Regions from separate parts of the Homo sapiens genome. Here region 2 is linked to region 1. Evidence: chromatin loops called from intact Hi-C (ENCODE). Cell type or tissue: heart right ventricle. All regions are shown on one strand. Each heading gives the region's core, and the rest is flanking DNA. Links, peaks and the distances in the headings are about the cores only.

Evidence for each region. Hi-C counts contacts between places; a loop is a spot of excess contacts. Peaks named below come from ENCODE experiments on the same cell type or tissue, not always from the same donor. Only the 100,000 strongest peaks of a DNase experiment are listed, where the experiment ranks them.
Region 2: a loop joins it to region 1, with 2.1 times the contacts of the local background. A loop is called at or near these places in 13 of 110 quality-filtered maps.

What each region holds. Positions count from the first base shown.
Region 1 is chr6:141,480,169-141,488,917 of GRCh38, reverse strand. It overlaps the pseudogene RN7SKP106. Among named protein-coding and RNA genes, the nearest start is that of GJE1, 650 kb to the left of the region's middle. RefSeq lists a silencer at 119-319 and an enhancer at 5,157-5,296. In heart right ventricle, for the core only: no CTCF peak of the experiment used is centred there; a DNase peak (open chromatin) is centred at 5,034; H3K4me3 peaks cover 1,500 bases; H3K27ac peaks cover 3,114 bases.
Region 2 is chr6:141,540,260-141,549,008 of GRCh38, reverse strand. No RefSeq gene overlaps it. Among named protein-coding and RNA genes, the nearest start is that of GJE1, 590 kb to the left of the region's middle. In heart right ventricle, for the core only: no CTCF peak of the experiment used is centred there; no DNase peak of the experiment used is centred there.

The DNA of each region.
Region 1 (8,749 bases), core at 157-8,156:
TTTGGGCAGCACAACCTTGAGGAGCAATGTAGCAATATCTTATAAGGTTGAAGAAACAGCCATAGACAGCTCAGTAATGAAATCATTACTGAATGTGTACACTAGAGAAACTCTTACATATGTGCAAATTTAGTAAATGCTCCCTGTCCCTTTGGCCTGATGAGTTCACCTACTGCTCCTTTAAACAGCTACTGACCTGCTGCTAGACTGTAACTTCCTGTTTCTGCATCACCCTTCTCCACTTAAGCCGTTTCTCTGAAAACAAATGAGATAGAAATGCTGGACACAGGAACACTCAGTATGTGCCTGTGTTAACACTACTTAAGGGAAATCCTCAACAATTGGGGCTAAAAGGCAATGGCTAAATCCTGTAGCTTCCTTGTACTGGGGTAGAACTAACCCAAGGTATGTTCCTTACAATCCCCAGTGGGATTGTGACTCAGTTGTTAACTGTGGTACTCAAGCTTGTTAAGACGTAACTTTATTGCCCCTTTTCTCTTACCTATTTCCCTTTCTTTCTTTTCTCATTTTTGGTGCCTGGGATCAACTTCAAAATAAAGTGTCTGTGTCCAAATCCTTGACTCCATTGGATTTGGTGGGGGAAGGATTAAGACTAAACAGAATATGAGAATGTCCATTCCAGCATGATTTGTAATAGTAAACAATCAGCAAAATTGAGGCTTTTAAATTTTATTGTGTTTTATAGTAGCTTAGCAAAATAAATCAATAATTTATTTTTATATCTAGAACAACCGAGAATTTACATTCAGAGATATTAAATTTATAATATCTTCATAAATTGGAATTGGAATTAATTTATAATATTTTCTTATGTGAAGTCAATACTACTGACTATCAAGACTTCTTATATGAAGTCAATACTATTATCACTTTTTGGTGTAAGTGTGGAACATACATTCAAATGACTACCAAGTAATGGGATTATATGCATGCTTAGAAATAAATACAGATATCAAGTTCTGAATAAGTGGTCATGGTAATATTTATTCCCAGATAATTGCAACAAACCATGTAGAAATTATATATTTCTTAGATGAATCAACAATTCAATTGTATTATACTGTGTATTAGTCTGTTCAGGCTGTCAGAACAAAATACAATAGACTTGATGGCCTAAACACAGAAATGTATTTTCTCATAATTCTGAAACTGGAAGTCCAAAAGCAAGGAGCCAGCAGGGTTGGTGTGTGGCGAGGGTTTGCCCCTTGGGTTGCAGATGATTGGATGCCTCCTTGCTACATTTGCTACATGCTGTCTTGATCTTTTCTTTGTGTCCTCCTGGAGAGACAGCTAGAGAGAGAGAGAAAGAGAGAGAGTGAGAGAGAGGAGAAAGTTATTTTTCTCTCTGGTGTTTCTTCTTATAAAGACATTATTTCTATTGGATTAGTGTCCCAATTTAATGATCTTATTTAACCTTAATTATATCTGTAGAGGCTTCTTCCCCAAATACACAAATACAGTCATATTGGCAGTTAGGCCTTCAATATATGAATCTGGGGGAAGGAATATAAATATTTAGTCTATAATATACTCACATTCTGTACTCAAGACTTTTTATTAAAATAAGTTACAAGGAACTTATCATCCACTGATTACTAAGAGGCGTTGGGAACCATATGCAAATAATTTTTAATCTTGATCCTTCTAACACTTTATTACAAACTATTCATATCTAGAATTTAAGATTTGGATGAAACTTTTCAGATTATCTACTATAAGCACAACGTACAAGGATATTTCTATGTGTTTCTTGGCAAGGTGCCAGGATCATACTCTATTTCTGGGCGGAGGGAACAGTGCATTGTATTTACCTAAATATTTAGAGAGTCTTCTTAATATTGACTTATAATATTTTTTCTTATAATGTCTATACATTTGACATAAATATGCCATCTGGAAAATGCTGACCATATGTGTTCTCTGATTCCAAGTATCACTGTATTTATTTTCATGGTAACCTAGCTTCAGAACAACTCAAGTGCTCAAACCAAACACTGTAATATGGATACTGCCTGTCAACTAACAGATACTTTTTCTATGATTTCCTCATAAAAAGTATTTGCACAGGCTGGGTGTGGTGGCTCAGCTGTAATCCCAGCACTTTGGGAGGCTGAGGTGGGCGGATCATGAGGTCAGGAGTTCGAGAACAGCCTGGCCAACGTGGTGAAACCCCGTCTCTACTAAAAATACAAAAATTAGCTGAGCGTGGTAGTGAGCTTCTGTAATCCCAGCTACTCAGGAAGCTGAGGCAGGAGAATCATTTGAACCCAGGAGGCAGAGGTTGCAGTGAGCCGAGATCACGCCACTGCACTCCAGCCTGGGCGAGAGAGCCAGACTCTGTCTCAAAAAAAAAAAAAAAAAAAAAAGGATTAGCACGATACAGAACCCTTTTCTCATAATGCCATTTCAAAATTAAAGTTATTTGTTTTGTTGTTGTTGTAGTTGTTTTGGTAAAAGGAAGAAGAAGAAGAAGAGAAAAATTATGGATATGAGGGCAATCTAAGAGCAACATCTATCAACCATTTGATTGCCAGGGTTGGTGCAGCAGATCTGGTTGACTAGACAGGTGTTCCCTTCCTTCCTCACCACTCCATATGCGTTCCTTCCAAAGCTGTGTGCTCGGTAAAAGAGGATGACCATCCGCGATGGAGAAGGACCCATCTTCAGTCAAGGGCACGTGAGTAGATGGGCTTCCCTGCTAGAACTTCCAAACAAGCTCTCAAGAAGAGAAAAATCAATCACATGATATTATTCTTCACCTCTCTTGTTTATTATTTATTGATTTATTTTGTTGCTATTGTTGAATAGTTCATATAGAGTAAGTCTGGAGAAAAATAAATTAAACGGTAAGGACAATTCAGTGATTATCCAATTGAACAGCTGTATGTGAAATAACATCATTATTGGTATTACTTTATTACTTTTAGGGTTTGAATTCTTGTGTTCAAGTGTAGTTCTTTCAGATATTGTTGCTGTATTATCATCTCTAAATTTGTAAGTTGTTTCTTATTTCACAGGGACATAAAGACTGGAAACAAGCTTCATTGCCATTGGGGTTCAGTTGTATCTAAGTGATAAGAGAAAATTTCTTGGTGTTGTAGAAGAGCAGAAGCCATTGTTCTCATGCCATGGCTGAGGATAAATGTGTGGGCTTTGACAAATGGCAGACATGGGTTTTTGCCCATTGATTTTGGAGATCTTCCTGAGAATCATCTTCTTAGGTGTGGTAGGCAACTAAAATAATTGTTAATGGCTTCCTGAGATTCCTTCACTTAAAAATATCTTGAAAGCAGCTTTTCTGACTGTCATTTTGCCACCTCTCAGCAGTTTTATTGGCCACTAGTTCTGTGTCTTAAACCTCTTTACATGTAAAATACTTAAGAGTGCTTTCAGTTTTAATGTCTAAACTCTTATCTATTCAGTAGTGGATATTTGCCACTCTCTTCTAGTAAATATCTGGTTTTCAAATAGATTATATGGTTATGTGAGAAAAATCCCAGAATTAAAAAAAAAATCAGTCCTATTAAATTAACCACATACCTCCATCACACCCAAAGTTCTTGCTGCTTTTCCTCATTCTTTCAAAAAAATTTTTTATGGTTTCAAAACTCCATGCTGATAGTTTTTATCTTTTGTAATGATATAAATCAAGAAAATATGTCAGGAAATAAAATTGATATAATTTCAATACATTTATTTTTATATTGTTTTATTTTGTATTAGACTTGATTTTTATGATAAAAGTCAATGAAAGTTATCAAAATTTAGAAAAATAAAAATGAGATGAAATGTATTAAAAGGAAATCTTTAGACAAATTTAAAGGAGTTTAATGAAGCAGAGAATTATTTGGGAATCCAGTAGCTCTCAAGAGCCAGCAGAGTGGTTCAGAGATCTCACTTCTGCAAAGTAGGTAGGCAGTACATATGGACAGAAAATGAAAGTAAGGTACAGAAACTGGTTGGTTACAGCTTAGCATTTTTTACTTGTTTGGACATGGTCTGATCAATTGGCAGCCTGTGATTGGCTGAAGCTAGTCGGCTGTGACTGGCTGAGACCTAGCAATTTGTTACAATATATACTCCTAAATTAGGCTTTCAGTTTGTTTAGTTAAATTGTAGTTTGTTATGTAGGGACCTACGGTACCGAGACAGCCTCAAGCCAAATTTAATTTAATTAAACAATCATCACCTCAATCTTAATCTTGGCAAAGGAAATACTAAAATAAGATGGGCCATTGAGGAATCTTTGAGCCTTCCAAGTAAAATGGCAAATTTCAAGTTACACTGCGTTACTACAGGAACTACAGAGGTTAGAGTTTTGATCAAAGACTTAAAAAATTGCCATCCAGTGAACAGATACCTGATTAAAGTTACCTCTAAAGAGGGCAAATATTTAATAAATGGCAACAAAGAGCTGGCCGGGTGTGGTGGCTCACGTATGTAATCCCAGAATTGTGGGAGGCCGAGGAAGGATGATCGCTTGAAGCCAGGAGTGGTAGACCAGCCTGGGCAACATAGTGAGACCCTGTCTCTACAAAAAATAAAAATAAATTAAAAAAATTAAAATAAATAAGTAAATAAATAAGAGCTCCCAGTTTTTGCTTTAATAACCCAGGCTTGAAATGTTGTGTTTTTTTTTCCATTGGAAAAAAAACATTTTAAGGTTTCACTTTATTTTTGCTGAATTGTTAACATTGCTGAGCTGATTTCACCTAAATTATGGTAAAGATTAATCAGAGACCCTAAACTCTGAAGGAAGTATCTTAACTATTTTTCCAGAACTCACTAACCGCAAGTCCTAGAAAACTCCCAAGGGCAAGTTTCATATTTCTGGCCATATTTTAAAACTGAAATCATTTTGAGGAAAATTCTAAAGCGTTTGAAGAGAAGCATCCAAAAATTTCAATTGCTTCTCTGAAACCTTGGAATCCTGCCTGTTAATAATCTCCATGCTCTTTGCTTAGAATTTACCCACAGAATTAACTGACAGGAAACTGCCCATCACCCTCCACCCTCCCAGTAAGACTGTGCCAAAACACTCATCAGAAGCCACAATGACAAAAATAGATCCAATTGACGACTATGCAGTGACTAAGAAACGGATGTACCGATTTAAGCTATCTTCATTATCTTCTTCCTTGTTTTGATGGCAAAAAGAAAGAGAAAGCTACGTAATAGCATCTGGGCAAAACAGCTTGTACACCAAGTTCTGCCCTATGTAATTTAAAATATTTGAGTTCTTATAACATCCCTGAAAAGCATGGCTTTTAATACAAACACCACATATATACAGTACAGATCATCTAACTATAGTCATGCTTCTGGGCAGAGCTTGCAGCAATAGCAAAAATAATAAAAGAAAATTCTCTTTGTACAGCTGAATGGCTGCACTAGAATTTTCAGTGTTCAGATGTAATTAGAAAACAGCTGTGAAGGAAAATCAATTGTTCCTGGTAGTCAATGGCTAATTTTCCACAATCAAAATAAAGAATGCAATATGACATGTTTGTAATGAGCAAGTAATTGTTTCTCTTTTGTTTATTGTTTTAACATTTTTCCCTTTATTTGTGGGAGCTGTCATTTGCTTGCTTTAGGACAACTTCTCCTAGTCTTTGCTTCTCCCATCCATATTTAAATACTAGCAACTGCCAAAGAGGCTATGCAGTCCAGCTCAGTTTATTCACGATTGCCTTGCTTATGATGGTGATTTGTGGACTTGCAAGGAAATATTGTCCTTGCTTTTATGAATTCACAATAAAGCTTCCATAAACGGAATGATTATTAAACACTAGCATTTATTCATGGGATTTAACTTTGATTCATTCTGCAAAGGTCTCATGTGTCAAAAAGATGCAGTTCCCAGAATTCATTGACCTGCTGCTCCAAGTGCGTCTGCATTGCAAAACAAAACAAAACTGAAACGACCACACGGCCCTTTTTTTATACCCTTCAATCATTGGCATAGACTGGACGGTATTGGTGTAGCAGATGGATAGAAAAGCTCAACCTCTATGGTGCACACTTGGAATTTAGATGGTTGGAAAATTAACTTAAATGCTAGAATAGACCAATGAGAGTAAAATTGTTTTATCATGCAAAAGAGTCTGGTTGAGAAACACCAAGAGGATTAACACTCCTAGGCTGCTTTCAGCTGATAGAAAAAGAAAAAAAAAATGCTTATATTATTTAGTGAAATTAATGTCTATATTATTCTTTTTCTACACTTATATTTTTCTGGAACATTCTTTGAAAGCAAATATAATTGCAGTTTCAGAGAATGAAATGAATAGTAAATAAGGACTGAATCTTAATTGCTGTGTGATCTTGGGACCATGTCTTAGTCTTGGTTTATCTCTATTTCTTTGTGAGAAAAATGATAATTAATATGTGAATATAGGTTCTTCCTCTTCTAATATTATTACATAAAATATATTAGTATATGAATATTTCCAAATTTTAAAGTTCTGGAGGAAAGACATTTTCCATTAAAAAAATGCATGATAAGCCATCAGTAGCCACTAAGTCATAACTAGTTTCATCACATCCATTTAAACCTGTGACTGACAATTTTCTGATAGTACTTCTGAATTTTTCTCAGTCTTTTGTCTCCAGAGAGCCTGTTCCAGAATCTGTGCAGTGTTTATTATATAGCTCCATTTCTTGGCCCTAAAAAGGCATTGTGGTTTGAAGTCGCTGATGATGAGAAGGGAATTCTATATTTTATGAAGCAGAGTAAACTATTAACTGAACCAAACTTTGAACTGAACTTTGAAAACTATTGGCCTACTTCAATTATTATGGATAACAAACCTGAATATATTTTTTGAATGGCTAAGGTGCCATGCAGCTTTTGTTATAAAATTTCAGGAGGCACTCTCCCCTGTGATTCCCTGTCTATCCACTTTTGTTCTTCATAGTCTTAAGTAGAATACCAATAATTTGATATTCATATTTCCTCCTAATAAATCTCATACTGTCATACTTCATTACCTCTGCTTTTTCTTACCCTCAGCACAGAACGTCCCCTTTTTCCACTTCCCAGTCTTTTGAAAAGCACCACAGGCAAGGTCAAGAGATGTTTGCTTGTTTGATTTTTAATTTGTGTTGTTTGTTTTTGAGATCACGATGTTATACATACTTTTGTAGATGTTGTGCCAATGAAGCCAGTGGAAATTTGACTGGAAGATGAAATGATAAAAGATGGATGACACTTCTCATCCCATGACTATAAGAAGAGATAACGTAACTAAAAGGTAGTTAGATGGTATAATTAAAATATATAGTATAAGACCTGACAACCAATTGAAATGAAGGAGGAAGACAGAAGGATGGTGGAGTTCTGTAAATTCTCCAAGTTGGTAGTATTATTTTATGTCTACAACATGCTTCCTACAAGTACAAACATATGGCTGATGCTGTGTCAAATATATATTGTCTTTCAGAAATTTGAAAATTGTGGTACTGCACACAAGGAGTGTATAGAAGGCTATTAGAGTTGAGTCAGTTCATGACAATCTAAAAAGGAGAAGAATGTCAAACTCTTGCTGCTGAGATTCTGAGATCTCTCCTTTTCCTTGCTCAGGGGTTGATTCTTTAGCTGTTTTCTTGATTTTCTGATCAACCCAAAAACTTTTCCAAGAAGTCCTCTTCACGCAAATTTTCCCCTTATTTTATTCACAATTGTTTTCTGGTGCATGGTATTCAAATAAGTTAAAGTAATAAATAAAGTAATGCAGAAGTTAGTACCTGAGTGTGGCTTGCAAGAAGCAGACCCTGAGTAAAAGTGTTGGTGTGGAATCATTCAGCAGATCACGATGAGACTACTATCTGAATGGTAATGTGAAAACAGTGTTTGGCAGTGGTAAAATATCCAGCAAAAGCTTTATTTCAAATCCCCTAAGACTATATTCCCATTGGCAAAGTCTCTATGGAAAAGGTAGCTACTCCCATACACTGATTTTTATAAGATATAAGCAATGACAGAACCATGGAGAGAAATGTTTGTGTTGGATACATTGAAATATACAACATAAAGAAAAACAAACTCAAATTTTGAAGTTATTGCATCAAATAATAAAATAAAACTTCAGTTGGACTCCAAACAGGGTTAAAAAATACTAATTTCTTCTTGCAATAGTAGTAATAGGAATAAAATACCACATATTGATTCTAAATGTTACTGAAATATTGCAGAGGTTGACATAGTACATGACTTAACAAGATTTGTTACCCAAAGGTTAGGGTGTTGATTAAAATACACTATCAGCCAACCACACTGGGGATATCTTGGAATATGCAAACGATTTACTAGGTCCCTCACCTCCAATGATCTCTATTCTCCATCTGATAAAGTTTCTTTTTTATCTTCTTTGCTCACAGAAGATGTAATTCTATGGTGGGAGGAGATAAAAAATTTTCTCTGAAGTCCCACATCCAAGGCCACATCTCTTACTGATGCTATCTTTGCTGGGTTAACAAAATCCAATTCCAACAAGGCCATAAAAATAAGATACGTAACTGACTTGGGAAGGAGAATTACATATATAAGCAATTGTAGAAATTTGACAATGGATGCCATCTAAAACCTTATGAGATTTTGCCTAATAAGGGTAAATATAATTTTCAAATAAGTTGAAGTATTTTTTCTACATATCTACTTACTGGATAATTATCTATGTAGCTAAAATAAACAGTAATAAAGATTGATCTAAACTATGTTACATATTTA
Region 2 (8,749 bases), core at 322-8,321, 60 kb before region 1:
TTTTTAAAAAAACATAAAAACAAAACATAGCTGGTATGGTTTGAACATTGGCCCCCTCCAAATCTCATGTTGAAATTTAATCTCCAATGTGGCAGTATTGAGAGGTGGGGCCTTTAAGAGGTGATTGGATCATGAGGGTTCTGTCCTCATGGGTGGATTAATTCATTCATGGGTTACTGGATTAATGGGTTATCATGGAAGGGGAACTAGTGGCTTTATAAGAAGAGGAAAAGTGACCTGACTAGCATGTTAGCATGCTCAGCCTCCTTGCCATATGATGCTTTGGGTTACCTTGGGATGTCACATAGAATCACCACCAGCAAGAAAGGCCTCACCAGATTCACCACCTGGGTATTGGACTTCACAGCCTCTATAACTGTAAAAAATAAATTTCCTTATAAATTACCCAGTTTCACTTATTTTGTTATAAGCAACAGAAAATGGACTAAAGCAATAACAAAAAACAGAAACACAACACCAGCTTAGAATAGGGAATAATAATTCACAGTTGCTGTAATATTTCATATTAAGTGGCCAGATTTCAAAACCCAGTGCTATACACAAAGAAATAGGGATGTGTGATCAGTATACAGAAAATAAAATTCAATCAATAGAAACTATCTCCGAAGGGCTCCAGATGTATGTAGTACATCACAGAAAAAATATCAAAGCAGCTCTTATAAATATATTTAAAAGCCTCAGAAATCCTTATTAAAAGACGTAAAGATAAGTATGATGTCAACAGATTATCAGAGGATAGCAATAAAGAAATAGATAAAATAATTAAATGGAAATTATGAACCTGAGGCATTCAATAACTAAAATTTAAAAATATACTAGAAAGGCTCAATGGGTGATTAGTAATGGCAGAAAGAATAATTCAGGGAATATGAAGATATACGTGTGTGTGTAGAAATAAATATTAATAAAAATGAACAGAACTTTAGTGGCTGGTGAAATACCATCTAACATACCAACACATGCATAAAGAGAGTCCTAGAAGGAGAGAGGATAAAGGGAGAGAAAAATAATAAATAATGGCAAATATTTCCTCAATTTGATGAAAAACGTTTGTCTACACATTCAAGAGGATGCAAATTATACTCCTGAAATCATACTGTAAGATAAAAATATTTTACTAGAAGCAAATAGAGGCATTTTATAAAGACAATGGGATAAACTCATTAGGAATTTATAATTTTTATAAACATACACCCACAAGTATTTATATACACACTCAACAAATGACCTCAAAATAATATGAGGCAAATCTGGCAGAATTTAAAGAAGAAATAGCTAATTGAACAGTAATATTTTGATACTTCAGTAACTCACTCTCAGTAATACAGAAAATAAATATAATTCAGAAAGGAAACAGACACTTTGGCAACACTATCAACCAACTTGACCTAATGTCATTGCACCCAACAACAGCAGAATGAACATTCTGTTAAAGTTTTCAGAAAATACTTTTTGAGAATAGTCCATTTTTAGGGTTCTAAGACAAGTTTCAATGCATGTAAATGAGTTAAAAGTCATTTAAAAATTGTTTTTGCTACAACCAAATCAAATTAGAGATCAACAACAAAAAAAACTTACATAATCTTCAGATATTCACATATTAAATAAAATGCTTTTAAATGACCCATAAACCCAGAGAATTCATAAGAGAGGTTAGAAAATATTTTTATCTTAGTGAAAATAAACATATCAAAATGTAAAGAATGTAGTTAAATCAGTGCTCAGCAGGAAAGTTTTGCTTTAAACACCTTATCTTTGTCCTTTTGTGCTGCTATAACTAAATATCTGATAGTGGGTAATTTATAAAGAATAGTTGATTTTCTCACAGTTCTGGGGAATGGGAAGTCCAAAATCATGGTGCTGACAGATTAGGTGTCTCGTGAGAGATGTTTTCTGCTTTCAAAATGGTGCCTTGTTGCTGTGTCCTCACATGGTAGAAGAGGTAAATATTGTGTTCTCACAGAGCAGAAGGACAAAAAAGAGCAAAAGGGACAAACATTTTCAGAAGCAATGGAAGGGACAGAAGGGCAGAGGGAAAGAAGATCCTCTCTAAAAGCTTTTTTCTAAGGTCATTAATAATTTCCTAATAATTTCTCCCAAAAGGTCTGCTTCTAATATAATTGCTGTGATGATTAAGTTTTAATATGAATTTTGAAGCAGCACAAACATTCAAATCATAACATGCCTCATTAGAAAACAAAACAAAAAAAAGATCTCAAATCAATAACCTAGGCTTCCAAATTAGGAGAAAACAAAACCTAAAGCAAGAAGGAAGGAAGTAATATCAGACTGCAAATCAAATATATATATAACAAAACAATAGAGAAAAATCAATAAAATTAGAAGTAAGGGCTTTTTTAATTAAAAAAAATGGTTAAATCTTTAGCTAAAAAGATGAAGGAAAAAAAAGAGAGAAGATACAAATTAACCAAACTGCAAAAGAGAAGATTTCATTACAGACCTTACAGAAATTAAAATAATAAAAGGGACCATTATAAACAAATGACACAACTTAAAAGAGTTGGAAAAATTCTTCAGAAAGGCAAAATTACCAAAATCAACTCAAGAAGAAATACAAATTACACAACTTAAAAGAATTGGAAAAATTCTTCAGAAAGACACATTTACCAAAATCAACTCAAGAAGAAACACCTAAATTTCGCCAATATGAAAGTAAATTTAATAATTAAAAATCCATCCCAGACCCACATAAATTCACTAGTAAATTTTATCAAACATTTAAAGAAGAAGTAATACCAAACCCCATAAAGCCTTCCAGAAAATAGAGTAATGAAGCTTTCCCAACTCATTCAATGAAGCTTGTATTGTAGTGACACCATTCACAGAGAGACACATCACAGGTAAAGAAAACTATATACTTATATTTTCCATAAACATAAACTCAAAAATCCTCAAGAAAATATCAACAAAGAGAATATAGCAACATAAAAATATGTTAATACATTATGGTCAAATGGAGTTTATTCCAGAAATTCCAGGCTGCTTTAACATTAAAAAATCAATCTATGTAATTCACTATATATTGACAAACTAAAGAAAAACAATATAGGCATCTCGATAGAAGCAGAAAAAGTAATTAAAGATTCAATGTTAATCTGTGATAAAAAAGACTTCTTGCCCATTAGAAACAGAAGTGGCATTCTTTAATAAAGGTTATGTTTGAGAACCATTAGCTGTCATCATACTTACTGATGAGAGACTAAGAGCTTTACCGATAAGATCAGGGACAAAGCAAGGATATTTTTTCTCATCATGCCTATGCACTTTTGTCCTAAAGTCCTAACTAGTGTAATAAGTTAAGAAAAATAAATTAGAGCCATCAAATCATAAAGGAAGAAATAAAACCATCTCTTATTAGGAAGAACAAGATTTTCTATAACAAATTTTCAAGTAATTCACTAAATATTACTAGAACAAGTTTAGCTATATTATAAGATACAAAATTATTATAAAAAATCACTATATTTTATATACCATCATAGCAAAGAACAATCCACTCAAAGATTTATACACAAATATTTTATAGCAGCATTTTTCATAATAGTCAAAAAGTGGAAATTATCTGAATGTCAATGCATTGGTTAGTAGATACCCAAGAAATATTATATCCACACAATCATATATATTCAGCAACAGGATACTTTTGATACATGTCGCAACATGGATGAACCTCATATGCTAAGGAAGACAAATGCAAAAGACCAAATATTGTATGATTCCATTTATATGAAATGTCTACAAAAGTCAAATCTTTATCGAGAGAATAGACTAATGGTCATCTGAGTGTGGAGATGAAACTGAGAGGTGAATTCAAGTAATACAAAGGTTGTGAAGTGATGGTTGCTCAACGCAGTAAATTTACTAAAAGTACCTTCAAGCTATTAAGTTGTATGTTTAAAATTTAAAATGGGTGGATTTTATGGTGTATAGATTACTTAACCAAAATGCTCTTATAAATTAAATTATCTTTTAAAAAACAAGCAAAATAAAAACAAGCCAACAAACTCCTGGTTTGTTTTGGAGACAAGGTCTCACTCTCACCCAGGCTGGAATACAGTGACGTAATCTCAGCTCACTGCAGCCTCGACCTCTCCGGGCTTAGGTGATCCTCCCACTTCAGCCTCCTGAGTAGCTGAAACTACAGGCACATGCCACAACGTCTGGTTAAATTTATTTTGTATTTTTTGTAGAGACGTGGTTTCACCATGTTGCCCTGGCTGATTTCTAACACCTGTACTCAAGCAAGCCACCCACTTTGGCCTTCAAAAGTGCTGGGATTACTGGTGTGAGCCACCGTGCTCAGCCAAAAACTTTTAAACAACAACAAAAAAGTTTTTGTGGGTGAGTGGTAAATGACAAATCTTTCATTTGGAATATACATTGCATATATTTAGTGATTTTAACATTCTCTCTGTGTTTTGTTATTGCTGATGCATCTGATATTTGATGTCTGATATTTAGTAAACATGGAAGAACCCCCACAATCCCCTGCCCCTCCTGTTTTCCCCATCCCTTTCTATTGTGACACAAATTACACACCAATCTTTGGAATTATTTGGATCGTTGTTCCCATTTCTTCAGATTTATACCTTCCCCAACTACAAATATTTCCATGCTAAATCACTTTGGATGTTTTCTTATGGTTTTTACTAACCAAACTACAGGTCACTATTTTTTTTAAGAATACTCAAAACAGGTCAAATATTCTAATGAAATTAGCACTAATTTATTAGAAGGAAATAAATGAAAGACTGAGTGACATTTTAGATGTTCTTGGAGCATTAATGAATCAGATCTGTGAGGTTAGGAGGCCTTATCAGAAAAGTCAGTATGAGGGTATTATTGTCCATTTGATGCTACTGCATTGTATGTTGTCATTGGTTATCAGTGTAACAGTTTTTATTATTTTAATAAGGTAACAGCACAGCTTCATTCTTTGTTGGAACCAAACAAAAGAATGAATATCGATAAAGTAGTAGCATGTGTACAGAGAAATAATTATTTTAATGCTCAGTTGATGCCATGCACAGTTTATCGCTGATTACTGGGGAAGGTACAAGTAAAATTTTGTTGCTATGAAAATTAGTTCCACATGTGACTCATTGAGGAGATGACAGAAGAAAAATTTTGAATTAATTTGAATTATATTTTAATATTTAAAAAATTGTTTAGGTCTTCTATGTTTCATTGAAGTCAGGTGCAATCCAGAAAATTTGGAAATGGTTAATCTTCTCAAGAAGCCAAAAAATATGTGCTCGGTATTTTTAATTATTTTCCCCAAAATAGAATTAACTATTTGATTATATAAGCACTGAAGATACAAGATTATGGGTCTGTTAACAAGAGAGTGAGTGTGATGAGCTGAAGTAGCAAGATCTTTTATTATAAGCTTAGTAAAGTGTTTTATTGTGCATTAGTCATATTGTATATATATACATATATTAGTTTGAAGCATATGAAATCTGTTTTTATATATCAAAATAAGAGAACGTTGTCCACTCCCAAAGGTTTAATTGTATACTCACTATATAAAATATGAAAGAAAATAACCAAACTTTATTTATTTTAAAGTGAGAATTTATATTAATGCGTTTTTGTTTTTTCTTTAATCTAAAAATACGGAAGTCTCAGTAAAACCAAATATTTAGTAAAATATATGTCTCTACAAAGAAGCATATAAGACATTTTTATTTTTATGCTCTTTGTGAATAATTTTTAGTGCCAGTGCAGAGAATATCACATTTAATTAAAAATAGGTAAACAGGCTGGGCGCAGTGGCTCATGCCTGTAATCCCAGCACTTTGGGAGGCTGAGGCAGGCAGATCACTTGAGGTCAGGAGTTCGAGATCAGCCTAGCCAACATGGTGAAACCCTGTCTCTACAAAAAGTACAAAAATTAGCCAGTCGTGCTGGCGGGCGCCTGTAATCCCAGCTACCTGGGAAGCTGAGGCAAGAGAATCGCTTGAACCCAGGAGGTGGAGGGTTGCAGTGTGCCAGGATCATGCCACTGCACTCCAGCCTGGGCTACAGAGTGAGACTCCATCTCAAAAAAAAAAAAAAAAAAGAAAGAAAAGAAAAAAGAAAAAAATAGGTAAACAATAATTATTCCTTAAGGAAACTCATTTAAAAGTCATTTGCTTGGAAATATTTATTTTATTAATATTCTAGTATTAGTATTCTTTAAGAACATGAAAAAGTAAGAAGAGGAGAAGAAAAAGAAATAAACAGCAAAAATAAAATAGTAACCATTCCAGATAACAGGCTAGGAGGATAGGAATATTTTATGTTATCATCTAGGCATGTCAAGAATAAATATTAAAATTATGTGAAGATGGAAGCTAACGTTAATTTAAAACATAGAATTTCATAAAATTCCTCCTATGCATGTATACAAATTTTTATGACCTTCTGAGAAGTCTTTTCCTTTGGTAGTCTTATTCTCTCAAGAATAAAATTTTTGTTTATTGATAATGTTGAGAGAAGATGACACTATGGATGTTTAAATGTCAAAATGGTGCAAGGTTCAAGGTAATCTTTTAAGATGATTTCTTGAGAATAAAACTGAACATAAAATTGCAATAAATTATTACAGAGATATAGAAACAACTAAAAAACAACATTTAAAAAATCTTCATTAATATCCACACAAGAAGCAATTTAATCAAGAGACCATTAAAACATAAGAAAACACATATTTCCCTTAAGAGAAAGAAAACTCATGAGACAGAGGCAATATTAATTCTTGGAACATAAACAATTTCTTCATTGGCTCCTTTTTGACATCTTGCCTTGTATGGATTCTGTACACAGCTGTGATGTATGACACAAGAGAGCAGGAAGTGAGCCTTAGTGAATGTGAATAAAGATGTTTCTTTTGGTTACAAGTACAGGAAAGAGTAAGATGTCAGTTACTTCTGAGATGAGAAAGAATGCCAGTTGAATAATTTCATGGACTCCTTTTGTGTCCAAAAGGCTTCATATCATGCTTTTATATATCACTCGAGGGAAGCCAAGAGACAGATTAAACTTTGTCAAATTCTCTTTTTGAACAGCTATGTTACTGTTCATTTGAAACTCCAGATTGGACCACAATCTACATAGATGACTCTAGACTTTTTAAGGCAAGAAAAATTCCTTCACTTATTTCAAAAGATCCCATTATAACCCCTATAAAAACACTTCAAGCCCTGAAGCATGAAATTTGATTGCCAACTCATCTACTTTCATTGCTCCCTACACAGTATCATGATAATGTATCCTTGAATTTTATTGAGAGATTTATTTCCACTACAAATTAAAAACCAGCCATTCCCTTCAGAAATACATTTGCCACTATCTTTTTATATTAGAGAGAACTTTGTTAATAGCATTTAATGTGACTGCATCTGGGTACAAGTTTGTTTATGCATTTGGAAACCAGGAATACCACAATGATACTTTCTGGCATTTGTAAAACTCCACAGAACAGAGAGATATTTGCAGAACTATTCAGTATCCAAAAGACACACATGAATATCATATTCGTGCAACAAAAGTGGATCCATTGTATTATGTCCACATCAATAGGTTTACTAGTCCCAATTCCAGAAATCTAAGTTTGGAGATGCAAATTCGAATGTATGTGGGACTAGGATTCCTCCCTTCCAAACTAGAAGAAAACAACATTTTTTCCAAGTATTAGAATTGAAGCCATTATTAATGGTGTCCACCCTCAGCATATTTAACTAACCTTAATTTGCAACAGAAGAGATTGGCATTTATCCTCAGGAAGAAATGGAAAACCTCTAATGCTGGAGTTCCTAGCTACTGGAATAAAACAAACAAACAAACTAAATAAAGCCATGCATATTAAAAAGGAAGATTTATGGGCAATGTGATCTTGTATGTAGAAAATTTTGTGAATTAATGAAAAGATACTACTCTTAAAACAATTTTAGCAAGGTTGCAGTATTCGAAGTAAATATATAAAAAACAATTGTAGCTATAATCTCTAGAAATGAACAAGTAGAAAATAAAATTAAGAAGAAACAATTCCTTTCCAATAGCCTCAAAAATTATAAAATATGAATAAATATGACAAAAACTGTGAAAGACTTCTACCTTACAAATTGCAAAACATTACTGAGGCAAATTAATAAAAAAAAACAAATAAAGTTATAACATGTACCTAGATTAGAAAACTCAATATTATTAAAATAATAGTTCTCAAATTTATCTGTAGACTTAGTGCTACATAGTTGCAAATTCACAGAGGATTTTTTTTGTAAAAACTGACAAGTTAATTTTAGATATATTTGAAAACACAAATGACCTACACACTAAAGTAAATATGGAAAACCTAATTTGAAGGACTTACACTTTAAAATTTCAGATTTCCTAGTGAGCAATCGTAATAAATACGGTATGGTATTTTCATAAAGATGGATGACCAATCTTTCATAAAGATTAATAGACCAGAATTCGGCTGACTCATATATGGCTAATTGATTTTTGTCAAAGATGTCAAGGTAGTTCACTGGGAGAAGGGTAACCTTTCAACAAGTAATGCTGGAACGGTATTTGGTCATTGTGTGTCATAGTGACACACAATTGCAATTGAACACATCTGAGAATGTCATTAGGACCTCCTGAGGCTGTGTCATGCATCATTAACCTTGGCAAAATAAATCTTCTAAATTGATTTAGATCTGTCTCAGATATTTTTGGG